Linked DNA regions of Homo sapiens: region 1 is linked to region 2. Evidence: read pairs that join two places in POLR2A ChIA-PET (ENCODE). Cell type or tissue: Panc1. All regions are shown on one strand. Each heading gives the region's core, and the rest is flanking DNA. Links, peaks and the distances in the headings are about the cores only.

Region 1 (15,200 bases), core at 5,163-13,162, 120 kb after region 2:
TGCCTCCAAGGTCTGATCTCTCCCCTTGCAGAGTAAGGCCACACCATGGCGGGCCAGAATGGCATCTTTCTGGGTGGAGAGGAGGTTCCGCATGGTGTCTGGCAGGACCCGCAGCGCAGAGAATATGCGCTTGGTGGCTACGTCCTGTGACAGGGAGGGGAAAAGAAGGTGCCCTGACCAGGAGTCCCAGGTATCCTCTCCCTGATCTGGACCCTGCCCGGCCCACACCTGCCTCCCGTGCAGCCCCGGGGCTCACCTGCTGCCTCACATACTCCTCGAACTCCCTCTTGGCAGCTTCCACCTTCCTCAGGTCGTGCAGCTGAGCAGCCATCTGTCCACGGGAAAACCCAGGCTGCCTCCTTCCTTCCTTCTCAGCCAGGGGCGCTGCTTGTTTCCTCATCTCCACTCCCAGGGCACACAGACCCCCACCCCGGAGGCCTCGGCACAGCCCCCACCTCCCTGCCTCCCCTGTCTCCCTGCCAGAATGCTGGATCCCCCAGCGCTCATACCTCATCCGGAGAGGTGAAACCGGGCCCTGTCCTCCCCATCCATCCTGAGAGGTTCTGCGGAGATACCATCGCTGGGGTCAGGGAGAGCAGGGGCCCAGCCGAGTCGCCTGGGTCTCCAGGGAGTTTTCACACCTTGATTTCCTGAGCTAGCTGCTGCCCCGTGAGTAGGCGTCTGTCCCCCCTGGCCACGGCGCGCCCCTCGTTCCAGTACCCCTGGCAGCGGCTCTTAGCGTGCTGGGGGGCCGCACTCAGCACATCTGAGACGTAGGCCCCCAGAAGGTGGCGGAAGTCATCATCTGTGTCTGAGGGAGAGATGTGCATGCTGAGAGACTGCGGGCTTTGGGAGGAGAAGGGGTGTCAGAGGCCAGGAGAGGTGGGTGCTTCAAGGGGCTCGGTTGCCGGAGGGGAGCTGGGAGCAGCGCAAGAGAGGTTCAGCTCTCAGAGACACTCACCACCAGGGCTTGCATGGCCTTGGTTCATCCGCCGCCTCCCTGGGGCAGGCAAGAGGCAGCAACGGGCTCGCTTCCCTTGCAGCAGCTCCTGCACCTTGGGGTATCTGCCAGACAATCTCTGTGAGGCAGCGAGAGGAGTGCTCTGAGCTAGGAGGTCCAGCCTCCCATGTCTTCCCCACCTCTGCCCTGTCCATGGCCCCTCCACCCCATCCCCTTGCACCACTCACCTGGAAGATGTTGCCTACATGCCCCTGCCCTGCCTTGTTGGGGTGGGATGAGTCACGAACTAAGAGGTCCAGATGCTGAAAGAGAAGGGGTCCTGACACCAGCAAATGGGGGTGGCGGGGCCTGGGGCCAATGAATCCAGAGATAGGTGTCTCACCTGGATTGGCACCATCCCATAATGCTTGCCCATCACCTCGGCCACGTGGACAAACATCTGGGGGTGGGACACAGAAAGCGTCAGGGCTGGGCCACTTTGAGGACTATGGTGCACCCCAAGCCTGTCTCCCCACCTCCCTACGCCTGCTGTAGGAGCTAGGCTCCCCCTTTTGCAGCCTGGGGTTCTCCTGCCTCTCCCCAGACCACACATCTCTTGCTTTACTCTCCACCCTCCCCCTTCAACCCTGTTCAAGTGTCATAAAACCCTAGGCCAGACCAGGAGGGCACCTAGTTCCTTTGGGTCCAGCCCTAGTGGGGAGGGTGGGGGTGGGGGATGCCCCAACATCAGAGGTCTCTTTACCTCCAGATAGTCCAGGTCTGTATCCTTCAGCTCCTGGGAGGTGCTGAGGATCTGGAATCAGAGAGAACAACATGTATGAGAGATTACAGAGGCCGGGTGACTTCACTGGGGAAGGCCCTGGTGAGTAGGGAGCTCGCAGGCAGCCTGTGGGCCTCAGAGTATGGGAGAGGCCAGTATGGGGGCCTCGAAGGCTGCAGGGCTGGGCTGGCCTCAAGGCCGGAGACAAGCCTGGAGGGTAATGTGATCCATCAGGTCTTCAGCTGCCCCTGGGACCATCAGCCCACTTTTAGGAATAACCCACGTTCCCACCTTCACCAACTAGGAGCACCTTCCCCCTTCTAAGGCAGCCCCAGAACCTATCAGGACCCCAGACACCAAAGCCTGTGAGATGCTCTGGCCTTGAGGAAGCTGAGCTGGAGAAGGGTGTGTGGGGTGGGGATGCCAACATCAGCGCCCCCCATCACCTGGTAGGAGCTCAGCATCGTGGTGAGAGCACAGAGCTTGATCCTTGTTTCCCTGCTCAGCTCAGGGCTCATGGCATCCCCTGTGTCCACCAGGAACACCGCCACCTATGCAGGGGGTAGGGAAAGACCCAAGGGGCCAGGCCTGCCTTGTTCTCCCACATTCTTCCCAACCCTGCCCCGTCCCATCCCCATCTTCTATCCTCACCCCAGAGACGCCCTTCTTGATTCCCCTTCCCATCCCTGACCTCCTTCTGCCACTTCCCCCCTCACCTTCTTCCCTTCTTTCCCCAGCAAGAAGGGGTGGCTCCACATCCATATGCCCCTGGCGAGGCCATTGGCGCCCCACCTGCAGCCCTGCAGGGATGCCTCTCCTCCTCTTGGCCGGCCGCCCTCACCAGACTCCTGCAGGGGAGAGAAGGGAGAGCATCAGTTGGTCGGTTCCTTGTCCCCACAGACCGGAATACCAGACCCAGCTTCCCCCAGGCAGGAACCCCCATCCTTGCTCCCCGCCTCCCTCCTGCCCCGCCCCGCCCTCACCAGGCCCGGCAAGCCCTGAAGCAAATGGTTGAGGAGGAAGGACTTCCCTGAGTGCTGCTCCCCCAGGACAGCGAGGAGGCAGACTGGGGTGTCCCTGGCCAGAGGGTGCTTCAGGCAGCGGTTGATGGCCCCCATCCTAAGGATGAGGCCCCCAGAGGCATTGATGCGAACCAGCAGCAGCGGCTCCGCCCTCACAGGACACGTCTCCTGGGCCAGGAGAAGAGAGGGGCCCCTGAGCATCCAGGACCAGCTCCTGACCCTGGAATGTGTTCAGCCTGGAGCTCTGTGTCCTGATGTTCTAGAATAGGGCCAAAGCCACCCCCTCCTCTTGGGTCTGACTGATTAGGCCCAGTCCCCAGACCTGCAGTGCAGGGGGCAGCGGCCGCTGCGGCAGGAGCTTCATCTTCTCGCCCAGGCTCCGGAGGCCCCTCTTCTGCTTGCATATCTTCCGGCACTCAGGACAGCAGGGCGGCTCACAGCCCGGGAGACGGTGTGTGCTGAAGCACCGTATGCAGAAGTCGTGGCCACAGTCCAGCGAGATGGGGTCGCGCAACCTCTCCAGGCAGATGGAGCAGGTAGGGAGCTCCCGGGGCGCCATGGGCTGGGGCCCCAGGCCTAGCTCCAACTTGGGGAAAGGTGTATGGGACCTGTGGGGCAAAACAGGCCATTGAAAAGCAGGATGTCTATTGGGGGCAGGGGGTACCGGCCAGGGTTGTGGTGGAAGACTGATGGCTTGGGAGTGGAGGTCCCTTTGTGCCAACCCAATTTCCATCAGTGCCTCCATGGACAGGCGGAGCTGCTCCCAGAGAGGCCAAGCTCTGCCCGTTCCTCACTGACATGTGTCCTAGGACCTGGGGGCCTCAGAGTGGGGGCAGCAGAGCAATGGTGAGAGAGTCTGAGAGGGAGAAAATCTGAGTGGAATGGACTCCACCACATCCCAGCCATGCAAATGCAAGCAAGTTCCTTCCCCTCTCTGGGCCTCAATTTCCTAACTGTCCCAATGGAGAGGATAGCAATACCCCTCATGGGGCCGTTGGGGTGGCCATCCGAGAGGAGGCGTGTGCAGCTGTCTGCACAGTGCCTGGTGCAAATGCTTGGGAAGAGCCTCTCCCGGCGTTCTACAGCGGGGCTCCCTCCATGAGGTGCTGACTTCAGCCAGGCCCCCAGGGATGATACCCTCCACAACCCCATGCTACAGGGACAGTGAGGAGAAGCCATCAGCCTGTGCTGCAGTTGGGCAGATGGCTCTGGATCTTAGAAGATTCCTTCCGCTCTCTGCTCTGAGCTGGCATCTGCCTCCCTGCAGCACCCACCTGCTTCTTCCTGTCCCTCCCTCCACAGCCTGGCGGATCCAGCCTCAGGCGGACAGCCCTCCCGGCTGGGCTGCCGGGCTCTGTGTTCCAGGACCGGCCATTTCAACTGACCTGCCTGGCCTCACTGCACCCATCCCAGCCTGGAAGGCCCTGCTACTTACCAACTGTTGCCGCTGTTTCCCATGAAGCTCTGTTTTCTCTCCTTGGAGAAAAAAAAAAAAAAAAAAGATTTAGAACATAATCCAGACTTCTATCTTCACCCTGGATTTCCAGGGACCCCTCATCCTCCCCACCCCCGGCCCATCCCCCAGCCCAAGGAGGGCCCTTCCCACCCCACTCTCCTTCCCGATCTTAGGACTGAAGACTTGCCCGTTTGCCAAGCCGATGACAAAAGGAAGTGACTGACAAGGCGGGCCTTGGCATGGGAGGCTGGGATGGGGAGAGGGTCCGGATGCAGAGGGGGAGGCCCCGAGACCTTCAACCAGAGGTAAGGATGCCTTTTCTCCCGGAAAGGCTAGCAGGCTGCGGTAGGTAGAAGGTGAGGTCGGGGGATGGTATCCCCGAGGAGCTGACTCCCGGTCAGAGCTGGAAAAGAAATGTGACAGTCAGGAAAGAGGAGGCTGCTGCTGGACTCACCCCAGGGGGAGGAGACACGGCTGCGGGTAGCAGGGCTCCGAGGAGGGAGGGATGGAGCCCGGCTCAGAATCCCTGGCAGAGGCTGGGATGCAGGCAAGCCGAGGTGGTGAGTCGCCATGGAGACAGAAGGGAAAGATAAGGACAGGGAGGGGGAGGGGGACAGAGAGGGAGAAGGCGTGCGGTGCACCCGCAAACATGGAGGCGCCTCCGGCAGAACCATGGGCCAGCACTGCCTCTACTGGGCCAGCTGAGGTCTCCCCAGGGCCACAGGACAGGGTGGGCAAAGAGAAGAGGTGTGAGAAACAGGAGAGGGTAAGACCAGAGCTGACCCAGAGACAAGGAGTTATTCATCCATTCATCCAATGAACAGTTACTGAGTACCTACTATGTACAGAGCCCCCAAATGCAGACCCTACTTCACATGGCCCTGCACATCCTCCTGCTCTCTCTCAGGTTTATGTCATCGACGCCCAACCCAGCTGCAGCCTTCTTCAGCACTCATGGGCCCTCCGTGTCCTCTGGTGTATTTCCCTCCCAATAGCTTTCACTCTGCCTCAAACTTGAGCAGGATGAAATCTATCAAAACTATGAGCCACCTCTGGACCTTCTAATGGCCTCTTGACTGGGCTCCTTGCCTCCCTTCCACTCCCCAGTGCACAGCCAGCATAGGCTCCCCAAGCACAGATGACCTCACACTGCGCAAACACCTTTTGTGTCTCCCTACTACCATCAGATCAAAATCCAAACTCTCCGGCCTGCGGACTGGGCTGAACCTTCCTTCCACCCTTCTCTCGCCCCACTCTTCCCTGCCTCTGCACCCTGGCTTGGCTGCTCTGCTCCTTCTCATCCCTCCTGGGACACCCTCTTAGGCCCAGTGCAGGTGCTGTGGCCTCCCTAGAGCCTCCTTTCCTCACCCCTCCCAACTGGGTGCGGTCTTGTTCTTGGACAGTTGAGGGCTGGGATATGTGATAGGCTTGGCGCAGCCCAGGCTTCAGAGCCAGGCAGATCTGGGCTTGATTCTCGGCTCAGGGGCTCTGGGACTCCACTGCACCTCTCTGTGCTCTGAGGAGCCACCATTACCTATGTAAAGCCACTAGTCCAGGCACGGGAGTCATTCGTACATCCTATGAGCTAGGATGCAGAAGGGTTGGGGTGAGGTGGGATTCAGAACCTAGAAAAGTTCAGCAGAGACCACCTTCAGCAGGTGGAGACACCCCTGAAGCTGGGGCTGGATCTTGTTCATTTTGGTGTCTGGAGGGCCTGAGATTGTGGGGCTGAATCAATCAGATTCAGAGAAGCAGTGCCATAGACTCTGCCTCCTCCTGCCCCAGGTGGGACAAGCCCCTGTGTGTTGGCAGCAAAGCCTCACACTCAGGGGATGAGGAAGCAAGCCTGAGCCGTGCCACAGCTCTGCCTTCAGGGCAGAAGGGAGGGTTTTCTCAACCCCTGTAGCCTTTCATCCTTGCAGGAGAGAAAGCGTGGGCGCTGGACTCAGATTCAAGCTCTAAACCTGCCTCCATCCCAGCATGAAATGCTGGTGAGTCACTGCCCTCTCTGAGCTTCCATTTGCTCATCACCAGGCAAAGATGTGAGGAAGCAGATGGGACAATCAGTCTTCACTTAATGATACTTACTGAGCACCAGGTACTGTGTCTCACACTGCAGTACAGCTGGAAACAAGAGAGACAAAGCTCCATCCTCCCCAAGATCCCAACTGGACAATTAAAAGGCATTGCTATGATCTGGGTGAGAACCTGGATGCGGGGAGGGTGAGGAGGGGTGTCAGGCTGTCCTGATAAGCAAGGAGGTAGAAAAAGGTTGTCAAGGCAGGGCAAACCACAGGTACAGGGCCCAGAGGAGAGGGGACACAGAACCCATTCTGGGGAACAAAGGAGGTCCGGCTGGCCTGGCAGGAATATTTGATGCAAAGATGGGTGCACCAAGGTGAAGGGCAGAGCAGGCCTGGGTCATGCAGGCCCTCAGGGGCCAAAGGAGGGGATAGGGACTTCACCAGTCAGTATCTCAGGAGGGATCCCGCAGGGCAAACATGTATGGTAGAAGCCTCACTCTTAGGGCTGGCTATATAATTTTATTTATTAATTATTGTTATTATTATTATTATTTGAGATGGAGTTTCGCTCTTGCTCAGGCTGGAGTGCAATGGCATGATCTCGGCTCACTGCAACCTCCGCCTCCCAGGTTCACGCGATTCTCCTGCCTCAGCCTCCTGAGTAGCTGGGATTAGAGGCATGTGCCATGACATCTGGCTAATTTTTGAATTTTTAGTAGAGACGGGGTTTCTCCATGTTAGTTAGGCTGGTCTTGAACTCCCGACCTCAGGTGATCTGCCTGCCTTGGCCTCCCAAAGTGCTGGGATTACAGGTGTCAGCCACCACGCCTGGCCAATTTTGTTGTTGTTGTTGTTGTTGTTGAGATAGGGTTTTACTCTGTCACCCAGGCTGGAGTACAGTGGTGTGATCTCAGCTCACTGCAACCTCTGCCTCCTGGGTTCAAGCAATTCTCCAGACTCAGCCTCTCCAGTAGCTGGGACCCCAGGTGCACACCACCATGCCCAGATACTTTTTGTATTTTTTTGTAGAGACGGGGTTTCATCATGTTGCCCAGGCTGTTCTTAAACTCCTGAGCTCAAAGTGATCTGCTTATCTCGGCCTCCCAAAGTCCTAGGATTACAGGCATAAGCCATGGTGCCTGGCCAGGCTAGCTATACAATTTGTGGATTTGGTGAAAAATGTAACTGCAAAGCCCCCACCAGAGGCAAGAAAGTCCATTGCCTCTTCTAATGGCACATTGCCTCCACACATGGCCAACAGGCAGCCCCTCCAGATTGCCACAGTCATTTTAGGACACGCTCAATACCTGGATTGGGGGTCGGGGAGAAGCCTATGCTAAGTTTCAGCCCAGGGAGGGGAGAGCCACCACTCTGTCACACCCTAAGATGCCAGGGGCCAATCCAGCAGTCCCCAGTCCTCCTTGAGCCTGCATTCAGGCCTCCAGATGAAGGGGGGCAGCCATGGTGGGGCAGAGGTGGGGACACTGGGAGCCTGGGAGTGGGCAGCCAAGAGCCTGTGCTGGGGAGGCAGTGGGACATGGGACACACACAAACCAGCTTCCGAATTCCCAGTGAAGGCGCCATTTTCCCATCAGACTTCACTCACAAAGCACAAATTCAATGCTAAAATGATTGTTTCAAGATGGTGACCAGAGCACTGAAGCCCAAGCACACAGCCCTTCTGAGCTCTCGCCTTGAGTGGCTGCACTGGATGCATACCTGGGAAGCTGGCCCCTCCCACTCTGGCTGCTGTATGGACAACAGACTAGAGGGGCAAGCGGGGAGGCTGAGGGTGCTGCTGGGGAAGTCAAGGCCACAAGTGGAAATACAGATCCACTTGGGATCATACCCGGGCACCTAAAAGAGGGCATTCCCCAAGGCACGGTACAGGCCGACCAGGTGGATAGGAGACGGGAGGAACACCAGGCCTGCTCCTGGATAAAGGATGGGATAAAGGATGGGCCCTGCTCCTTTGCAGCCAGAGGCCTCTGATGCTATCTAGGGCCCCAAGGGGAACCCCTGGCCCAGGGAGGCCAGGTGTGGTGGTCCTGGGTCCATGTCTATGGGCAGCCCCGCTTTATCCATTATGCTCCATGAGTCTCTTGAGTCTACGGTCTATGAGAATGTTTGAAACCTAATGGAAAAATGAGACTCTCCAAACCACAAAAAGAAAATTTCAAAATCAAAAGTAACACCCACTTAGTTTAATGTCCCAGTACCCCTTACATGATGTTAGCTGGTAAACCCAGCTCGAGTTATCATCTGTAAAGTCAGATTCAAGTCATGAGTGCACTGATTCAACAAATGTTTACTGAGCACCTACTAAGTGCTGGGCACAGTGCTAGGTTCTGAGGAGTCAGGGTGACCAAAACAGAGAAAGTAATGGCAGTAAAGTGTTGAGACATCGACCGGGCATGGTGGCTCACACCTGTAATCTCAGCACTTTGAGAGGCCGAGGTGGGTGGATTGCTTCAGCTCAGGAGTTCGAGAACAGTCTGGGCAACTTGGTGAAACCCTGTCTGTACATACACACACACACACACACACACACACACACACACACACACACACAATTAGTCAGGCATGGTGGTGCACAGCTGCTCAGGAGGCTGAAATGGGAGGATCACTTGAGCCTAGGAAGTGGAGGTTGCAGTGAGCCGAGATTGCACCACTGTACCCAGTATGGGTGACAGAGTGAGACCCTGTCTCAAAAAAAAAAAAAGTGTTCAGACATCAAAATAAATAATGTGTCTTATCAAAAGATGATCCTATCCTTTGAAAAATATTAATGGCAAAAAATTTCAACTCAACCTGGGCTGTGGATACCACGTGTTTTAATGTGTTTGCTCTGATTAGAGAGAGTCCTCCTGACAGTCAAAGGGCCCAGGGCCTGCAAAGTTCTTGAGCCTGGCAGCTAAGGCCCTCATAGGAGGATGACTACCCCACGTGGACCTCAGCGAATCTGAAAAGGAATGGAAGAAACTCCACTCTGCCTAGTTCCTTGCTTTCTAACCATGGTGAGGCTACCACACAGGTTTCTCATGGTGCCCCTAACTGGCCTCTGACCTTCCCCAGGGACTCAACGGGACAGGAAGAGCCACACTAAGCCAGGCCTGGTCCTGCAAGGTGGACAGGCCCTCAGGGTGCTGCTGGGGGCTGAGCAGTGACTTGAGTGAGAATGGAGTCCACAGAGAGGGTTGGGGTGGGAGGGGAGGTCCTGGGTTTCGGGGGTGGAGCTTGAACTGTGGGAGGGAGCGAATTGCAGGCCCTAGAGACAGACTTATTTCTCATTTCATCCGTTGTCCATTCATTCACCAACAAATATTGGCCAAGTTGGTGTGAGGTGCTTCTACCCAGCAAAGAAATGCCAGGAATATGGCCATCACTCACCCAGACAGGATCACTACCTTCGAGACCTTGCACAGACTCAAGGAGTATGGACCTGGGAGTCCCAGCGCACGCTGGGCTGGCCCTGCACCATCAACTAGCTCCATGCCATCCACCCTGTCAGATCTCTGCCCAAATCCAGCCCTTGGCCTCCAGATCCTGAAGCTGAAAGCTCCCAGCACCTGCTCTCCCTCTGCCTCTTCCATCCTTGTGAACAAGCGGCCCAGCTCAGGCCACTAACCTGACTTCCTGACCTCTGGCTCTAGCTTCCAGGCTGGGAGTTGGAGTGGAGGTGGACTCATTTTTGGAATAACCAGCCTCAGGAGTCAAAAATACAGTTTTACAGACTGGAACCCTGTTTGGGGAGGTTTCTGAGTCCCTTGATGTACGCAAGAGCCAGCTTCACACACAAACGCACACGCACACACACATGCATGCATGCACACACCTGGTCAGCCCTCCCCCAACATACTATTCCATGTAAATCCTCACACATACCATACACATATGGTCAAAATACTCCATGTATCCCACACTCTGTGCTCACACATTGTGCCACATGCACATCCATGACTCCACCTTGCCCGATATAGACCCACAGTGCTCACACACACACACAAACATGCATACACAGTTACACCCTCACAACCGCACTTGCACATCCACATCCATTCACATGCTCACTCCTTCATACTCACACACAAATATGTGTGTACCTTCAGGCCTCATGCTCATGGACATTTACACACGGGCTCACTCTTACTGCCTTACACGCACACGCACACATCATACATCCTTACCCAACAGGCGCTGTTCCAAGCACTTTATGTGATAAGCTCACCCCGAGTAACACAACCTATGAGGGAGGTACTATATCACTTCCATTGTATAGATGAGGGAACTGAAGCACAGAGAGGTTAAGTCACTTGTCTAACACCACACAGCTATTAATGGCAGAGCTGGAATCCAAACCCAAGCCATCAGGCTCCCCAATCCAAGCTCTTAGCCACTACATTCCATGGTCTGTTTGGTGGCAGAAATAAAGTTAGTTATTACAATAAGCCTTGGAAAGAGTTTGTAGTTTTGCTGTGTCTCAGTTTGCCATCACTTTCCTCAGAAGGGGATAAAAATCAGTCCAGCCTCTGTCTATGCAGAATATTGGAAACAGGCAACTGAGTTCTGACTGGTTCTGACCGCAGCTTGCTGTGTGACCTCAGGCAAGTCCTTGATCTTCTCTGGGCCTGTTTCCTGATGTGTGAATGTCGGCGGGGGGCCAATGAGATCAGAGGTCCCTTTGGGTGGAACGCCCCCAGTCCTCTCCCACCTCTTAGCCTGGGAGCTGGCCTTCATGAAGCCTGGCACTGTGGGCATTGCCCTGGTAAGCACTGGGTCTTAGCCTGTTTCTGCTGCAATAACACAATACCACAGACTGGGTAATTTATAATGAGCAGAAATGTATTTGGCTCAAGGTTCTGGAGGCTGGGAAGTCTAAGAACAAAGGACTGCATCTGATGAGGGTCTTACTGCTGTGTCATCACATGGCAGAAGCCATTACAGGGACAAGAGAGAGAGGAAAGGGGACCAAACTCATCCTTTTATAAAAGAACTCATTCCCGAGGTGACAGCATTAATCCATTCCTGAGGTGACCTTTAATCACCTCTTAAAGGTCCCATCTCTCAAACCATTGCATTGAGGATTAAGTTTCCAGCACTTGAACTTTGGAAGACACAGTCACCATCTTGTTTATCTTCTGCCCACTCACCCACCCATGCATTCATTCATTCTCCATTCCTCCAACCATCTATCCATGCATGCACTGATTATCTACCTATTTATCCATCAAGATAAATGCATTATCTACCTATTTATCCATCCACTCACTCAATCACCCATGCACTCATTATCCATCCATTAATTCATCTATGTATCCACCATTCATTTCTTTCTTTTTTTCTTTTTTTTTTTTTTTTTCAGACAGAGTCTTGCTCTATCACCCAGGCGGGAGTGCAGTGGCACAATCTCGGCTCACTGCAACCTCCATCTCCTGGGTTCAGGCAATTCTCCTGCCTCAGCCTCCCGGGTACCTGGGATTACAACTGTGCGCCACCACACCCGGCTAATTTTTTTGTATTTTTAGTAGAAACTTTTGTATTTTTAGTAGAGATGGGTTTTCACCATGTTGGCCAGGCTGGTCTTGAACTTCTGACCTCAAGTCATCTGCCCACCTCCACCTCCCAAAGTGCTGGGATTATAGATATGAGCCACCACACCTGACCTCATTTCTTATATTCTTTCATCCATCCATTCTCCAACTACCAATCCACGCATGCACACATGCATGATTTGCTCCATCCATCCACCCACACATACACACATCTTTTCATCCATCACTCCTCCACTATCTGTGTATCTACTCATCCACCATCTACTCTTACACTTATCCATCCATGCATGGATTCATCCATCTGTCCATGTTACAAACATTTATTGAGCAATACACCAGACATCATACTAGGCTCTGGGAGTAGACTGATGAGCCCTCAGGGTGCTTCCAGTCTACTGGGGAGACAGAAAGGAAAATAAACAAGTACGGGGTGGTAAGTTCTCTGATTAGGTAGAGTGAGGGGAGATGCACGAGGAACAAGCAAAGGCACCTTGCTCAGACCTGGGCACCTAGGAAGGCTTCCCACAAAAGCTGCATCTGAAGGATGAATATGAGGTGGACAGGCAAAGGAATGGGGACAGGCAAACAACATGTGCGGCAAAGAGACCAGCCCATGCAAAGACACAGAGCTGCAAGATAAACAGCTCACCTGGAATGCAGCATGTGAAGCGAGGAGAGGTAAGGGTGATGGGCCAGTCACAGAGAGGTGTGTAAGCCCTCCCTTGGTGTCATCCCTTAGTCCATGCCTGTACGTTGCTTTCTTGCAGGGCTTGGGACACCTGCTGTCCTGCTGAACCAATGGCCTCTGGGTGCTGCTGGCTGTAGTGAGCTGGTGTCCATGCCAACATGGCTGCCTTCCCCATCCGGGTCCTGACCCTGGCCCCAAGGTGCAGCAGCATCTGCTCCCTGTGGCTGCCCTCCTCCTGTCCCCCAGGCCCAGTGGCCCTCCTTGCTCTCGCCACAGCTGTGTCTGTGCCAGGTCCCCTTGTGTGAGCATCAAAGGCCAGGCCTTCCTATCAGCAGCTGGAAGGAAGTCAGAGCTCCCCAGCTTTACTTCTGAAGCCCCCCATCATCAATCTGGTACTAGGCATCCTGAAACAACTAATAATAGTACAATTATCCAACATTTGCTTAGCAATTTAGGGCTCACAATGTGTTGTTATGTGCCCTACTACCTCAACTGATTCTCATAATACAGTGACTATTAGCCCTGCTTTCTGAATGAGGAAACTGAGGTTTAGAGAGCTAAGGAAACCTTCCAATGACAGCCCTGGAAGAAATAAAATGCCCTGACTCCCAATCCCGGGCCGTCCCCTCCTTTCTGGCCTGCTGTGTGCTGTGGTCTCCCAACATTCACACCTCCACACCTTTGCCCCAGCCACTCTCCTTGCCTTGAACACCCTTGCCAGTCTCTGCCTGCCTTCATGAAACCCATCACCCAGGCCCAGGTTGGCTCAGAGTTTCTACAGGGAACCCTTCCTCATCCTTCTCTCTCCTCCCCTTTGCTCTTCAAACTTATGAAATGCCTCCGATGTACCAAGCATGTACCCAGAGTGATGCTGGATGCAGAGACTACAACAAATAACAAGATGTGGTCTGTTAAATAAGATTTATAGGAGGTTATTGGTCTGGATTGAGCTCCTGGATAAGCTCCAACAGATCAAACCAAAAAGGATTCACTCATGCTGAAGTTCCATGCTACAAAGCCAAAACTAAATTGTTTATCTGATCTTCCAAGAAATCAGGACACAAAGAGATAATAGCCAAATCCCCAAACAGGCCACTTTTAGCCAGCATGATAGGAAGTCCCCTCTGCTTTAACTTTTACAAGGAAAGTAACTTTGAAATCAGTCTGCTTTTTGTTCTGTCTGCTTACTTCAGCCCTTTTTGCCTGTAAAGCCAATCTCCTCTGTTCAGCTCGTCAAATAATCATTCTGTTTTATAAGAATGAGGTGTTGCCCAATTCTAAAATTTCAAATAAAAGCCAATTAGGTCTTTAAACTAAATTTATTGTCATTTTGTCTTTTGACAGGTCCCTGCCCTGAGGAGCTCAAAGACTATGTGCAAACAAGGAAGCAGCTGCCTTGCAGCACATCCCTTGCTGTATAGGAGCTGCCCAGGGAAATGTGGGAGCCTGGAGGAAGCCCCTCACTCAGACTTGGGAGTCAGCAAGGCTCAGTCTTGCAGGATAAGGGAGTTAGCAGGGTAAACGTTGTTGAGGGCTGGGACTCCAGACACAGGGGACAGCACGTGCAAAGGCCTGGCAGTGAGTTGGCAGGGCAGGTTCAGTGTGGGTGCGGCTGGAGCACAGGGTGAGGGCTGGCAAGAAGGAAGGATAGAGGCAGGGTAAGGGGACCAAGGTCAGTCAGCAGGGAACAGATGATGGAGGGCCATGTGGCAGATTTTTGGATTTTTGCTGCATGTCAGTGGAGCCATAAACTATTTTAAGCAGGGATACATGTGAACAGATTTGTGTTCTTGAACCATTATTCTGAGCGTCCACCGGGACAGACTGGAGGAGACACCTTGCTACTTTCAACAGCCACTTTGCATTAGGCGCTTTTGAGTACTGACAACATCCTCGAGCTAGGCCTCTAGTGACAGACATCTAGAGCATTGCTAACATTTTGCTATAACAAATAGCACTGTAGCACATATTACTATTCTTACCCCGTTTCCACTTGGGTAAGTATAATTTAAGGATATCTTCACCAACACAGAGCAAAATCATACATATTGATCTTTGCTGATTTTGGCTACAAATGTTAAAGGATGATTTTTGTCTCTTATGCAGGGAGTTTTTCAGTTATCTATCTGCCATGTCAAAAACAGCTTTACTTTATTTTTATTTTATTTATTTATTTATTTTTTATTTTTATTTTTTGAGATGGAGTCTCGCTCTGTCACCCAGGCTGGAGTGCAGTGGCAGGATCTTGGCTCACTGCAACCTCCGCCTCCCGGATTCAAGTGATTCTCCTGCCTTAGCCTCCTGAGTAGCTGGGATTACAGGCGCGCACCACCACGCCCAGCTAATTTTTGTATTTTTAGTAGACATGGGGTTTCACCACGTTGGACAGGCTGGTCTCGAACTCCTGATCTCGTGATCCACCCGCCTCAGCCTCCCAAAGTGCTGGGATTACAGGTGTGAACCACCGCACCCGGCCAATTTTATTTTATTTTTTTGAGATGGAGTCTTGCTCTGTCGCCAGGCTGGAGTGCAGTGGCACTATCTTGGCTTACTGCAACCTCTGATTCGCAGGTTCAAGCAATTCTCCTGCCTCAGCCTCCCAAATAGCTGGGATTACAGGTGCCTGCCACCAAGCCCAAATAACTGGAGCCCCATCTTTTTAACCCTCACAACCCTTGAGGTGGATATAAGCCGCCCACTACCCCACACACACACAATTTTATAGATGAGAAAACAG
Region 2 (15,200 bases), core at 3,377-11,376:
AAACCCCTTTTTTCTTTCACATACATAATTACTGGCGGGGAGGGGGTGGTACAGGATGCCTCTGGTTTCCTCGGTAGAGGTTGACTGAATTCTGAAGAAATCATTTCGCAGCTCTGAGTCCACGACAGACCACGCACCCCCTCCTCCGTGCCTCGGGATTATTTAGATCGCAGAGCTCCCGAACTTTTGACCGCTACTTTTCAAAGAAACAAGTTCCCTTGTGTTTTGAAGTTCAGGCAACTTGCGTTTTATTGGCCGGAATCAGCTCCCAGAGAAGGCACCCCCGGATGCAAATGCAGCCTGGACCTGGTAGAGCCCCGTTAGGGGCAAAGGTCCCAGCTCTCCGGTGTCTCCTGGCGCAGGAGGCTGGAGCCGCCGGCCTCTCCGAGCCAACATGCGCCCGGGCGCGTACCAGCCGTTCCCGCAGTGCCCCGCGGGGCCCCCAGTCGGGTGGTGCGGAGCGGAAAGCGGCCGGGACGCAGGCAGAGGAGCTGGGGTGCCCGCCCGGCTCCTGGCACGATGCTCCCCGGAGCCCGCCGGCGGACAGCTCGCTCGGTCCCCAAAGCCCGCCAAAGTCACCCGCGGAGGCAGAAATCACCAGGTCCCCAGCCCGCCGGTACCGGCCTGCCACTGAGGCCACCTTACTCACCGCGGGGCCAGCCAGGACCAAGAGCGCCCGCAGCTCTTCTCGGAAGGCGGACAGCCGCAAGCAGCGCGACCCACGGACCTCAAGGGTGGCCTCCGGGCCTCCGCGCACTGGCGCGGGCTCCTCAGGAGCTTCCATGTGACTCGCGCGCTGCGGCCGGGTAGCGCGGAGGCCGGCAGTGGGTACCGCGGAGGCCGGCAGTGAGTACCGCGCAGGCCGGCAGTGGGTACCGCGCAGTGCAGCCTGCTCTGCAGTCCCCGCCCCGGCCGCCCGCCCAGAGCCCGCCCCGCGCCTGGCGCCCGGGGGCCCGACTGAGCGCGCAGCCAGGCAGCCTGCGACCTTGGGCGCGCCCCTTGCACCTCTCTCTGCACCACTGCGGACGCCTGCGGGTCTTGCAAAGACCAAGGAACTCCTGCACTTGGAAGGCAAAGTTTGAAAAAGCTCTGTAAACTAACGGAACGCGCTCCGGGGGCTGGGTCCTCCACGTCTCGGACGCCAGGACTCACCCCGGCTCTCCACCTCCGCTGGGGGTTTCAGGTTCTGAATGACCTGGCGTGGAAGGACCCAGAGGCCTCGAGCCGTGACTCGGTTAGCACCCCGCGGGGTGTGTGGGGTTGGGCGCATTTGCTGTGCAGATTGAGTTGGGTACACCCTTTGATGCTGGTTAGGGTGTTGCATACTCCTCTCCTCTCATCAGTTGTTCCATTAGAGAACTTAGAATCTACCAGGATAGAGCAACATGCTCCCATTTGCCAAGTAGCACAGTTTGTGCCAGCTGGTCGTGTTGGAAGTTTATCCATCAAGCCTGCTGTGGGAGTACGAGAGGCTGCGGCCCAGAAGGGCAGGAGCAGCGCGCTTTCCTCCCAGAGCCTCAGCTTCCTCATCTGCAAACGTGAAAGAACACTCGTCGCCAGCTGTGAAGACTGGGGTTGCCTGGGCGGAGGACCGGAGTCAGTGCCACCTGCCCTCAGCCTGGCACCAGCCGTTACCTAATAAGTGTCAGTTACCAGGACAAGATTGATTTCTCTAATAGTCAAAATTCCTTCCGTTGTAATGATCCAATGTAAGTAGAGAAAATGGAAAACAAATTTTTTGGCTCACATAATCAGGAAGTTTGGATTCAGGGATTTGAAAACAAGGTCATTAGGCCAGGCGCGGTGGCTCACGCCTGTAATCCCAGCACTTTGGGAGGCCTAGGCGGGCGGATCACAAGGTCAAGAGATCGAGACCATCCTGGCCAACATGGTGAAACACCGTCTGTACCGAAAATTAGCTGTGCATGGTGGCGCGCGCCATAATCCCAGCTACTAGGGAGGCTGAGGCAGGAGAATTGCTTGAACCCGGGAGGCAGAGGTTGCAGTGAGCCGAGATCTCGCCACTGCACTCCAGCCTGGTGGCAGAGGGAGACTCCACTCAAAAAAAAAAAAAAAACAAAACCAGATCATTCTTGTTGTCCCTCTTCCCATCTCTGTCCCTCTCCTCCCTTCTCCTCGCCCCTTGGGATTCTTTCCGTAGTTTCTCTTCCTCCTCTGCCGGCAGCCTTTCTCTTCCTGTGCAAGTGACAGTGGTGGCCTCTGATACCCTCGTTCCTATCTTTCCCGTCTGTTAAACCAGAAAGTAAGGCCCTCCCCTCCTCTCTTCTGGTTCCAAACTAACAAACAAAAAACTGGGAGAAAATCTGGTTGGCCCTGCTTAGGTTTCTTGCCCACCTCTGGAACAATCGCCCTGGGTGGGAAAATAGGGTCTGATGTTTGGCTGGCCCTGGACCATGCACCCAGCTTTGAACCTACAGGGTTAGGGTTAGGTGCCCTGTGACTGGTCTCGTCCCACAAGGACTGTACATATGGAGTAGCGCAGTTTCCCAAAAGAACTGAGAGTGTCAACAGACAAATACCCGAGGATATTCACTAGATCTCTGATCACTGCTGTTTTTTGATAATTTTCTGGAAGTCCTGACTGATGTAATAAGACAGGAAATGGAAATGTAATGTATAATGTTAGGAAAGAAAAGGCAAAGGGATTACTCACAGTAGAAATTGACAGACCGGGCCAGGCACAGTGGCTCATGCCTATAATCCCAACACTTTGGAAGGCCGAGGTGGGAGGATCACTGGAACCCAGGAGTTTTGAGACCAGCCTGGGCAACACAGTGAGACCCCATCTCTTAAAAAAAATCCACACAACCCAAAGAAATAAAATATGAACAAAAGCTAATAGAATTGATAAAGGGGTTTAATAAAGTTGCTACATAGAAGTTCTTCAACAAGTCATATCAGTCCTTTATATTGGTAATAACATATATGAAAATACTAAAAGAAATCTTTCACAATAGCAACAAAAAACAAAAGGTCCTCGTGATACAGAGCATAACTCCTCACTCCTTAAAGGTGGATTGTACACAGTGACTTCCTTCCAAAAAGTAGCACAGGAAAATTAATTTTCAATTAATATATTAGGTTTTAGTCCACTACTGTGTATTCCATTATTTTAAAATTTAATAGAATGATTCTAAAAGCAATTGATAGTGTAAACAGGAAAAGATATAACAAAAACTCTGAAAAAGAAAAGTAAGGAGGAAAGAAGTAGCTCTATTGGCTGGTAAATAGCTTTTAAAACAACGTGTGGTTGGCTGAGCACATTGTACAGGTGAGTAGCCCACACCTGTAGCCCCAGCACTTTGGGAGGCTGAGGTGACAGGATCGACTGAGCCCCGCAGTTTGAGGCTGCAGTGAGCTATGATTGCACTACAGCACTCCAGCCTGGGCAGCAGAGTGAGACCCTATCTCAATAAAAAACAAAAAACAAAACAATTAAAAGAACAAAGAACCCTGTTACTTGGAAAGTGTTAGGATTTTGATTGACATTGCATTATATCTGCAGATTTATTCAGAAAGAATGCACCTCGTTAAAATTCTGTCTTCTATTTCAATCATATCCCTAGTCTAATCAGTACTCATCTAGGGAATGGGAGACTCACTGGACTAGGGATATGATGAATTTGTTATTGATGCTTGATAAATAGTCATAAGTATGTTCATATACGGTTCTTAACTTGCTGAAATATATTATTAAAAGCATGTATTAAAATTGAATTTTATCAGGGTTTTTTTTTTTTCTTTTCGGGGGGACAGGGTCTCTCTCTGTCGCCTGGACTGGAATGCAATGGTTTGATCTCGGCTCAAAGCAGCTTCGACCTCCCTGGCTCAAGCAATTCTCCCACCTTAGCCTCCTGAAGAGCTGGGACTACAGGCATGTGCCACCACACCCGGCTAATTTTGTTTTCTTGTTCCTTTTTTTTTTTTTTTTTTTTTTTGAGACAGAGTTTCACTCTTGTTGTCCAGGCTGGAGTGCAATTGTGCGATCTTGGCTCACCGCAACCTCTGCCTCCTGGGTTCAAGCAACTCACCTGCCTCAGCCTCCCGAGTAGCTGGGATTACAGGCATGTGCCACCACACCCGACTAATTTTGAATTTTTTTTTTTTTAGTAGAGTTGGGGTTTCTCCTTGTTGGTCAGGCTGGTCTCAACCTCAGGTAATCCACCTGCCTTGGCCTCCCAAAGTGCTGGGATTACAGGCATGAGGCACCATGCCCAGCCTATTTTCATATTTTTTATAGAGACAAAGAGGTCTCACTATATTGCCTAGGCTGGTCTCAAACTCCTGAGCTCAAAGTGATCCTCCTGCCTTGGCCTCCAAGAGTGCTGGGATTACAGGCATGAGCCACTGTGCTCTATATATATATATATATATTTAGTATTAATTGAAATAATCAAATTTTTCTTCTCTTTTCGGTTGTTAGTGTAAGTTCATTGTAGATTTCCTAATGTTTAGCTGTCACTGATTCCTGGAATAAACTTCCCTTATTCATAATAGTATACTATAACAGGTATATAGTGGTAGATTTATTGCTAATATTATATTCAGGATTTTTATATTTATTTATTTTTATACAGACAGGGGTCTCACTATGTTGCCCAGGCTGGTCTTGAAATCCTAGGCTCAAGCAGTCCTCCTGCCTTGGCCTCCCAAAGTGCTGGGATTACAGGCGTGAGCTGCTGCGCCTGGCTTCCGTGAATCTTTAGGCTCTGTAATTATTCAAATACCATAAGAATGATCTGTTTCTTGAAGGTTTGAAGGCCACTCACCTAGAGGACCATCTGATGCCTTTATAGAAGGGGTATTTTATTTAAAAATAAGAAAAAAAATAAAAGGTTTTCTGTTTATTTAGAAGTTGCTGGTCTATTCAGGGTTTTGTTTAACCTCTTCTTGAATTAATTTTGGTCATTCATGATAAGTGTTTATTGATTGCTGCTGTAACAAATTACCACAAATTTAATAGCTTATGATAACACAAAGTTACTATTTAACAGAGGTCAGAAGCCTGAAATGGGTTCCGTGAGGCTGAAATCAAGGTGTCAGCAGAGCTGCGTTCTTGCTAGGGCTCAGGAAGAATCCATTCCCTTGCCTGTTCCTGCTTCTAGATGCCGCCTCCCTCTTCCTCCATCTCCAAAGCACATCACTGCAGCCTCTGTTCTTTCATCACGTCTCCTTTTTCCAGCTTTTACTCTCTTGTCTTCCTCTCAGAAAAAGAGATTCCATTAGGCCCACCCGATAACCCAGGATAACCTTTGCATCTTAAGATCCTTGTAGTAATCACATCTCCAAGTCCTTTTGCCATGCAAGGTTATGTATTCACAGGTTTCAGTAGATGGATGGGGACATCTTTGGGAGGCCTTATTCAGCATCTCATACTCACCATGTTCTGACCACGTCTGTATCTTCCCTGTAATTTTAAATTCTGATTAGCTTTTCATTTTCTAGTGGGTACTTTCTCAGGATATTGTGGCGTGTGCTTTCTGAATGTTTGCGGTCATGATATTTTACACATTCCCATGCTTCTAGCGTTATACATTACAGGTGAAAACTCCAATCCACTCCAATTCTCTCTCTCTCTCTCTTTTTTTTTTTTTTTTTTTTGAGATGGAGTCTCACTCTGTCGCCCAGGCTGGAGTGCAGAGTGCAATGGCACGATCTCAGCTCACTGCAACCTCCACCTCCCAGATTCAAGCGATTCTCCTGCTTCAGCCTCCAGAGTAGCTTGGATTACAGATGTGCGCCACCATGCCTGGCTAACTTTTTTTGTATTTTTAGTGGAGATGGGGTTTCACCATTTTGGCCAGGCTGGTGTCGAACTCCTGACCTCAAGTGATCCACCCGCCTCGGCCTCCCAAAGTGCTGGGATTACAGGTGTGAGCCACCGTGCCCGGCCCTGATTCTCTTTTTTTTTTTTTTTTTTTTGAGATTAAGTCTCACTCTTTTGCCCAAGCTGGAATGGTGAGAACTCAGCTCATTCCAACCTCCACCTCCTGGGTTCAAGCGATTCTCCTGCCTCAGTCTCCCGAGTAGCTGGGACTACAGGCATGTGCCACCACACCTGGCTAATTTTTGTATTTTTAGTAGAGACAGGGTTTCACTGTATTGACCAGGCTGGTGTCGAACTCCTGACCTCAAGTGATCCACCCGCCTCGGCCTCCCAAAGTGCTGGGATTACAGGTGTGAGCCACCGTGCCCGGCCCCGATTCTCTTTTTTTTTTTTTTTTTTTTTTTTTTTGAGATTATGTCTCACTCTTTTGCCCAAGCTGGAATGGTGAGAACTCGGCTCATTCCAACCTCCACCTCCTGGGTTCAAGCGATTCTCCTGCCTCAGTCTCCCGAGTAGCTGGGACTACAGGCATGTGCCACCACGCCTGGCTAATTTTTGTATTTTTAGTAGAGATGAGGTTTCACTATGTTGGCCAGGCTGGTCTCGAACTCCTGACCTCATGATCTGCCCGCCTCAGCCTCCCAAAGTGCTGGGATTACAGGTGTGAGCCACCGTGCCCGGCCCTCGATTCTCTTTTTATTGTAGAATTGATGGTGGTCATTGTGGCTAGTTCCCCAACATTCCTTTCACCCCAGATGGGTCATTTAGCCAGCCACAAGAATCTCATTTTCCTTCTCAGGGCCCTATGTAGGAATGGACATGCATGACCCAATTCTATTTAATGTATTTATATGTATATTAGAGACAGAGTCTCACTATGTTGCCCAAGCTCATGATCCAATTCTAGCCATGAAGCCTGAGTGAAAATCTAATGGCGTTTCTGGAAAAACTTTCCTATTTCTAACAGTCAGAGAAGAAAAAGGCCCCTATTTTCTCCTTCAGATATTGTGGCATCCGAATTTTTTTTTTTCGAGACAGAGTCTCACTCTGTTGCCCAGGCTGGAGTGTAGTGTGTGATCTTGGCTCACTGCAACCTCTGCTTCCTGGGCTCAAGAGGTCCTCCCACCTCAGTCTCCCAAATAGCTGGGACCACAGGAGCCCGTCACCACACCTGGCTAATTTTTGTATTTTTTTGTAGACACGGGGTTTCACCATGTTGCCCAGGCTGGTCTCGAACTCCTGAGCTCAAGCAATCCACCTGCCTTGGCCTCCCAAAGTGCTGGAATTACAGGCGTGAGCCACCACACCCAGTGGTATCTGAATGTTATGCCTGGAAGTGCTACAACCATAATGCTGCTGGCCCTGGGATAAAGCCAATATTGGAAAAGGGCAAAGCCAAGAGAATCACAGATATTAAATGAAGACAGAGAGGGAGAGAGAGAGGGAGGCAGAGAGAGTATAAACAGGTGATTGTAAAGGGTAAATACCTGTTTTTGGCAAGAAAGGGGAAGGCTTTTTAAAATTTAGACACACAGGGTAGTGCAGAGGCTTACGCCTGTAATCCCAACACTTTAGAAGGCTGAGGCAGGAGAATTGTTTGAGCTCAGGAGTTCAACACCAGCATGGGCAACATGTTGAAACCCCGTCTCTACAAAAAAAAAAAAAATACAAAAATTAGCTAGGTGTGGTGGCATGCGCCTGTAGTCCCAGCTACTTGGGAGGCTGAAGTGGGAGGATCACTTGAGCATGGAGGGGGGTGGAGGCTGCAGTGAGCTGTGATTGTGCCACTGCACTCCAGCCTAGATGACAGAGTGAGGCCCTGTCTCAAAAAATAAATAAATAAATTTAGATACACAGAAAGAGAGCCAACTTTTTCAGTTTTGTTAACTTTGCCCACAAATCATAAAGGAAAACGCAGAACTCAAAACTGACCAATTGGTTGAGCTACAGGAATCAAAGGCTGCTCTCCATTCCAGGGAAAGAAAAGGCCCTTTTCTAATTGAATAAATTGCACTCACACTGTATATAAACAATAAAGACAAAACTGAGGAGCCAGGAGACATTGGGATCTCCAAGATAAACACACAAACCAAAACAAGAACAACAAAAATCTACTACCAATAATCAGAATTCCTGCTCAGTCTGCTGTCTGGCAGAGTTCGCCTAATGGTCAGATCATGAAAACCTCACTGAAGGGGCCATAAGTCGCTGTATACAAATCAGAACACAAGCCAGAAACAGACCTGGCCAAGAATCAGACAGAATCTAGAAAGTAAAACAGAAACAAAGCCAGCAAACAGTTAAAAAAACACAGGAGGCGGCGCGGTGGCTCACGCCTGTAATCCCAGCACTCTGCGGGGCCGAGGCGGGCGGATCATCTGAGGTCTGGTGAAACCCCTTCTCTACTAAAAATACAAAAATTAGCTGGGCATGGTGGCGCAAGCCTGTAATCCCAGCTGCTCAGGAGGTTGAGGCAGGAGAATCGCTTGAACCCAGGAGGTGGAGGTTGCAGTGAGCCGAGATCACGCCACTGCACTCCAGCCTGGGCAACAAGAAACTGTCTCACAAAAAAAAAAAAAAAAAAAAAAAAAAAAAAAAAAAAAAAACAGATTCGTGAGAGTTAAGCTTTAAGCTTTATTGCATCATGAAATTCATCCTTGGCCGGGCGCAGTGGCTCACGCCTGTAATCCCAGCACTTTGGTTTGGGAGGCCGAGGCGGGCGGATCATGAGGTCAGGAGATCGAGACCATCCTGGCTAACACGGTGAAACCCCGTCTCTACTAAAAATACAACAGCAACAAAAAAATTACCCGGGCGCAGTGGCAGGCGCCTGTAGTCCCAGCTACTCGGGAGGCTGAGGCAGGAAAATGGCGTGAACCCAGGAGGTTGAGCTTGCAGTGAGCCGAGATCGAGCCACTGCACTCCAGCCTGGGCGACAGAGCGAGACTCTGTCTCAAAAAAAAAAAAAAAAAAAAAAGGAAATGCATCCTTATTGGGAGGATCAAAGGATAAAATGAGTGTAAAAGTACACTATGACTCCTTTTTTTTGAGACAGGGTTTCACTCTGTCACCCAGGCTGGAGTGCAGTGGCATGATTTTGGCTCACTGCAGCCTCAACCTCCTAGGCTCAAGTGATCCTCCCACTTCAGCCTCCTTAGTAAGGATTACAGGCACTCACCACCATGCCTGGCTAATTTTTTTATTTTTTATAGAGATAGGGTCTACCTGTGTTGCCCAGGCGAGCCTCAAACTCCTGAGCTCAAGTGATCCTCCAGCCTCCGTTTGCCAGAGTGTTGGGATTACCGACATGAGCAGCCATGCCTGCCTGTGAACCCTATTGAGGAATGCAAATATAAGCCATCACTATTAACGTCATCATCTCCAAGTTATAGGAGCTTTAGAAATTATCTAGGTTCGGCAGGGCGCGGTGGCTCACACCTGTAATCCCAGCACTTTGGGAGGCTGAGGCAGGCAGATCACCTGAGGTAAGGAGTTCAAGACCAGCCTGACCAACATGGCAAAACCCCGTCTCTACTAAAAATACAAAAAAATTAGCCAGGCGTGGTGGCGGGCGCCTGTAGTCCCAGCTACTGGGGAGGCCGAGGCAGGAGAATGGTGTGAACCTGGGAGGTGGAGCTTGCAGTAAGCCGAGATCGCGCCACTGCACTCCAGCCTGGACGACAGAGTGAACAGAGCGAGACCCCGTCTCAAAAAAAAAAGAAAGAAAATGATCTAGGTTCATCTGTGCACCTGGACAAACCGCCCCGGAAGCTCCAGTAGATCAGTGCCTCCAGGCTTTCTGGGTGGACCCTTCCCAGTGGGAGAAAAAGCCAGAAGCAGATGCATTTTAAACAAGGGAAGAATGTTATCTGCAGAACAATTGCATGGTCAGACTTCAGGGAATGGATTTCCAAATCAGAAGACACTACAGGTTTTTGAAGAAAAAAAAAGACAAGATTACCAAAGTTACTGTCTGTTAATGATATGAAAAAAAGAAAAAACAGCGAAAATTTCACATGAAAATCATATCCATAAAGGTCATAACACATCTTCAGATATTAGCATTACAAAAATCAGAGAGAAGAATTTCAGGTCAGGGAGTCAACAACTTCCAGGAACAACTCAAGTTTCACTGATTTGGGATACTAGGACTTGACAGAGTAACCCTGGTTTTTTTGGTTTGGTCTGATTTATCTCAGAGCCCAGTGTTTGGTTTGTAATTTTTTCCTAACTGTGGGATGTGATGCCTGCACTTAGCCATCACCATAGCGGTTCAAAGCGTCAGGTTTTGGGGGGTTTTTTTTGTTTATTTTTGTTTTGAAACAGAGTCTCTGTTGTCCAGGCTCGGAGTGCAGTGGCAAGATCTTGGCTCACTGCAACCTCTGCCTCCTGGATTCAAGAGATTCTCATGCCTCAGTCTCCCAAGTAGCTGGGACTACAGGCACACGCCACCACGCTTGGGTAATTTTTGTATTTTTAATAGAGACAGGGTTTCACCATGTTGGCCAGACTGGTCTCAAACTCCTGACCTCAAATGACCTGCCCACCTCTGCCTTCCAAAGTGCTAGGATTACAGGCGTGAGCCACGGTGGCCAGTCTGTTTCTTGTTGGTGGTGGTGGTTTTTGTTTTGTTTTGTTTCTCGAGACAGCATCTTGCTCTGTCGCCCACGCTGGAGTGCAGTGGTACTATCATGGCTCACTGCAACCTTTACCTCCCTGGCTCAAGTGATCCTCCCGCTTTAGCCTCCCAAGTGGCTGGGACTACAGGCTCATGCCACCACGCCCAGCTAATTTGTTGTTGTTGGTAGAGATGGAGTTTTGCCATGTTGCCCAGGGTGGTCTTAACTCCTGCGCTGAAGCAATCCTCCCGTCTTGGCCTCTCAAAGTGCCGGGATTACAGGCATGAACCACTGAGCCTGGTCATGAATTTAAATCTTATATGATTCCTCCTCTTTGAAACTTGATAACCATGTGGCAAACATTCCTAAACACGTGGTTGCCTCTCGGGGAACACATAAACAATGAAAAGTGGCAAAATCAAGATAATTCCAATACACATGTACGAGAAATTCTAACAACCCGGATTGGATGTCCCCAAGTTGCCCAACCTGCTAAGGTCACCCTATCATCTAAAATCAAAATTAAAATGGTCGAACCGAACCCCAGCTTACCTGTAGTGGGAAACCCAACACCCTTCCCCGTAATATCTCCAAAAGAGGCTTGTGGTGGTGGGTTAGACAAGGGGCAGTGGTGATTGGTTTAGGCAAATCAGGATCAATCCCTTGAAACTTAGATATGCTTAAGTATGCATAAGTGAAATGAATGACAGCAACCATAGAAAGGAATGAGAGGGAGGAATTAGGATTATTTTGTTATTATAAAGCACTTGTATTACCTGTGAAGTGACACATTGTTATTTGGAAGTGGACTTGAATTAATTGTAAATGTATATTGCAAACTTTTGGGGAACCACTAAGAAAAAGTTTTTAAAAAAGAAAAAGAAACACAGGCTAGGCAAGGTGGCCCACGCCTGTAATCCCAGCAATTTGGGAGCTGAGGTGGGAGGATTGCTTAAGCCTCGGAGTTCAAAACCAGCCTGGGCAACGTAGCAAGATCCCATCTCTATTAAAATAATAATAATAATAATAATAAAATAAAGCTATTTTAAATATAAAGACATCTAGATTAAAGGCAAAGGGATGCAGAAAGATATATTATGCTAACGCTTATCAACAGAAAGCAAGGGTTAGCTATACTGACTTTAGACAGAACAGATTTCAGAGCAAAGAAAGGGATATCTTTATAAGGGTATTACACAATGGTAAAGGGGTTAATGCATAGCAATTTTTTTTTTTTTTTTGAGACAGGGTCTTGCTCTCTTTGTGTCACCCAGGCTGGAGTGCAGTAGTGTGATCTCGGCTCACTGCAACCTCCTCAAGTGGTCCTCTCACCTTAGCCTCCCGAGTAGCTGGGACTATAGGCACATGCCACCATGCTTGGCTAATTTTTGTATTTTTTTGCAGAGACAGGGTTTTGCCATGTTGCCAAGGCTGGTCTCAAACTCCTGGACTCATGCAATCTGCCCACCTCGGCCTCCCAAAGTGCTTCACCTGGCCCCATAGCAATCCTTAATGTGTGAAGCAAAAACTGATAGAACTACAAGGAGAAATACATGAATCCACTATTATTGGTTGAAGATTTCAACACCCCTCTATCAAAAATGAACAGATCTAGCGAGCAGAAACTCAGTAACTCAGTAGCACCACCAGTCAAGCAGATATATAAGTATTTGTAGGCTGCTTCATCCAGCAACGGCAGAATATACATTCTTCTCAAGGTAGCATGGAACATCCATGAGATAGGCCATTTTCTGGGCCATAAAACACACCTTAACAAATTCAAAAGAATAGAAACCACACAGACCAGGCATGGTGGCTCACACCTATAATCCCAGCACTTTGGGAGGCCCAGGCGGGTGGATCACCTGAGGTTGGGAGTTCGAGACCAGCCTGACCAACATGGAGAAACACTGTCTCTACTAAAAATACAAAATTAGCTGGGCATAGTTGCTCATGTCTGTAGTCCCAGCTACTCGGGAGGCTGAAGCAGGAGAATCACTTGAACCTGGGAGGCGGAGGTTGCGGTGAGCCAAGGTCAAGCCATTGCACTCCAGCCTGGGCAACAAGAGCGAAACTCTGTCTCAAAGAAAAAAAAAAAAGTTAAAGGAAGTGAGGTAAAGTGCACAGGGCTTCAGAAGAACATTTTGGGCCGGGCACGATGGCTCATGCCTGTAATCCCAGCACTTTGGGAGGCCCAAGTGGATGGATCACCTGAGATTGGGAGTTCGAGACCAGCCTGACCAACACGGAGAAACCCTGTCTCTACTAAAAATACAAAATTTAGCCGGGTGTGGTGGTGCATGCCTATAATCCCAGCTACTCAGGAGGCTGAGGCAGGAGAATCGCTTGAACCAGGGAGGCAGAGGTTGCAGCAAGCCAAGGTCGCGCCATTGTACTCCAGCGAAACTATGTCTCAAAAAAAATAAATAAAAGAAAGAAAAGAAAAAGAAAAAGAAACCACACAAAGTATGTTGTCAGGACACAATAAAATTAAACTAGAAATCAATAACAGAAAGCTAGCTGGAAAAAGCCCAAAATATCTGGAGATTAAACAACACATTTCTTTTTTGAGACAGTTTCACTCTTGTTGCCCAGGGTGGAGTGCAATGGCGCAATCTCGGCTCACTGCAACCTTCGCCTTCCGGTTTCAAGCGATTCTCCTGCCTCAGCCTCTCAAGTAGCTGGGATTACAGGAATGCGTCACCATACTCAGCTAAGTTTTTGTATTTAGTAGAAACGGGGTTTCACCGTGTTGGTCAGACTGGTCTTGAACTCCTGACCTCAGGAAATCCACCCGCCTCAGCCTCCCAAAGTGCTGGGATTACAGGTGTGAGCCACTGCGCCGGCCAACAACACGCTTTTGAGTAACACATGGGCCAAAGAAGAAATCCCAAGAAAAGTTTTAAAACATGTTGGTCATGAATTTAAATCTTATGAAAATGAAAATACAAACTATCAGAATTTGTGGGATGCAGAATTAAAAAATAGTGCTTAGGGGGATATTTCTAGCATTGACTGCATCTATGAGAAAAGAGAAAGATCTAAAATCAATCATCTAAGCTTCTACCATAGGAAACAAGAAAAAGAAGAGCAAATTAAATCCAAAGCAAACAAAAGAAAAGAAAAAAAGAAATTAGAGCAGAAGCCAATAGAATTGGAAATAGGAAATCAATAGAGAAAAACCAACAAAACCAAAAGCTGGTTCTTTGAAAAGAAAAATCATTGTGGTTCTGTGAGCACAGAATAGGAGCAGAATGGGTGTAAAGCAGGCAACCAAGAGTGAGCGTCTGACATGTATGCTCAGCAGAAGTCCATATCCTTGTCCAAGATGTCAAAGAAATCTCTTGATACATCTCTGGGCTTGAAGCACTGCCCTACAAGGTGCCCCCATGTACACCCCGACAGAGGACGCCCCTCCGCCCCACCCAGCTCACACCTAGTCATATGCAGATGTAAGACCCTGAGATTTTAAGCCCAAATGGGCAAAACATGTGGCCACATCTTTTTTATGACTTTTTGTTCAAAACATGTGGCCACATTTTAAGGGGGCCTGCCCCTCCACACCCCTGGGTACTTCTCGCAAGGTGGAGACAAGAGAGTGGGAAAAGAAATAAGACACAGAGACAAAATATAGAGGAAGAAAAGTGGGCCCAGGGGACCAGCGCTCAGCAAGTGAGGACCTGCACCAGTACTGGTTTTTGAATTCCCTCAGTATTTATTGATCACTATCTCTACCATCTCGGCGAGGGGGATGTGGCAAGACTATAGGGTAATTGTGGGGAGAGGGTCAGCAGGAAAACATGTGAGCAAAGGACTCTGTGTCAAAAATAAGTTTAAGGAAAGGTGCTGTGCCTGGATGTGCACATACGCCAGATTTATGTTTGACTTTACACATCTCAGTGCAGTAAAGAACAGTATTGCCGCCAGCATGTCTCACCTCCAGCCGTAAGGCAGTTTTCTCCTATCTCAGTAAATAGAATGTACGATCAGGTTTTACACCAAGACGTTCCATTCCCAGGGACGAGCAGTAGACAGATGCCTTCCTCTTATCTCAACCGCATAGAGGCCTTCCTCTTATCTCAACCGCATAGAGGCCTTCCTCTTTCACTAATCCTCCTCAGCACAGACCCTTTACGGGTGTCGGGCTGGGGGACGGTCAGGTCTTTCCCTTCCCACGAGGCCATATCTCAGGCTGTCTCAGTGGGGGGAAACCTGGACAACACCCAGGGTTTCTTGGGCAGAGGTCCCTGCGGCCTTCCGCAGTGCACTGTGTACTCGAGACTGGAGAATGGTGATGACTTTTACCAAGCATACTGCCTGCAAACACATTTTTACCAAAGCACATCCTGCACAGCCCTAAATCCCTTAAACCTTGAGTCAATACAGCACATGTTATCTGCCAGCACAGGGCTGGGGCTAGGTCTACAGATTAACAGCATCTCAAAGCAGAAGAATTTTTCTTAGTACAGATCAAAATAGAGTTTCTTATGTCTTCCTTTTTCTAATAGATACAATAACAGTCTGATTTCTCTTTATTTCCCCCACAACATCTTTTATGACTCAGCCCAACAATCTCCAGGCAGTGCCCAAGGTTAATGCCTAGGCCAATTGCTGCTGCAATCTGGGCTCAGGATGTGCAGACCAGAGATAGCCAAGGGTGTCTGATAACTCTAAGGGCTTGGTCGTGCTCAACCAGGATGGAGCTCAAGCCCCCAGACTGGCCAGGAGCTCAG

The links. Peaks named below come from ENCODE experiments on the same cell type or tissue, not always from the same donor. Only the 100,000 strongest peaks of a DNase experiment are listed, where the experiment ranks them.
Region 1: POLR2A ChIA-PET joins it to region 2 with 27 read pairs; 3 of 35 experiments call an interaction of 5 or more read pairs at or near these places.

What each region holds. Positions count from the first base shown.
Region 1 is chr17:19,400,649-19,415,848 of GRCh38, reverse strand. It overlaps LOC124903947 (a long non-coding RNA gene), which reads left to right and starts at 8,920. Exons shown (of 2, transcript XR_007065657.1): 1 at 8,920-9,240; 2 at 9,557-10,671. It overlaps RNF112 (ring finger protein 112), which reads right to left and starts at 4,617. Exons shown (of 14, transcript NM_007148.5): 1 at 4,387-4,617; 2 at 4,179-4,219; 3 at 3,066-3,351; 4 at 2,705-2,911; 5 at 2,438-2,569; 6 at 2,168-2,272; 7 at 1,704-1,754; 8 at 1,344-1,400; 9 at 1,189-1,263; 10 at 962-1,079; 11 at 642-811; 12 at 510-563; 13 at 257-331; 14 at 1-144. The coding sequence starts at 4,440. In Panc1, for the core only: no CTCF peak of the experiment used is centred there; no DNase peak of the experiment used is centred there.
Region 2 is chr17:19,519,524-19,534,723 of GRCh38, reverse strand. SLC47A1 (solute carrier family 47 member 1) reads right to left here and starts at 870. Exons shown (of 17, transcript NM_018242.3): 1 at 650-870. The coding sequence starts at 784. RefSeq lists an enhancer at 15,179-15,200. In Panc1, for the core only: no CTCF peak of the experiment used is centred there; no DNase peak of the experiment used is centred there; H3K4me3 peaks cover 1,173 bases; H3K27ac peaks cover 537 bases.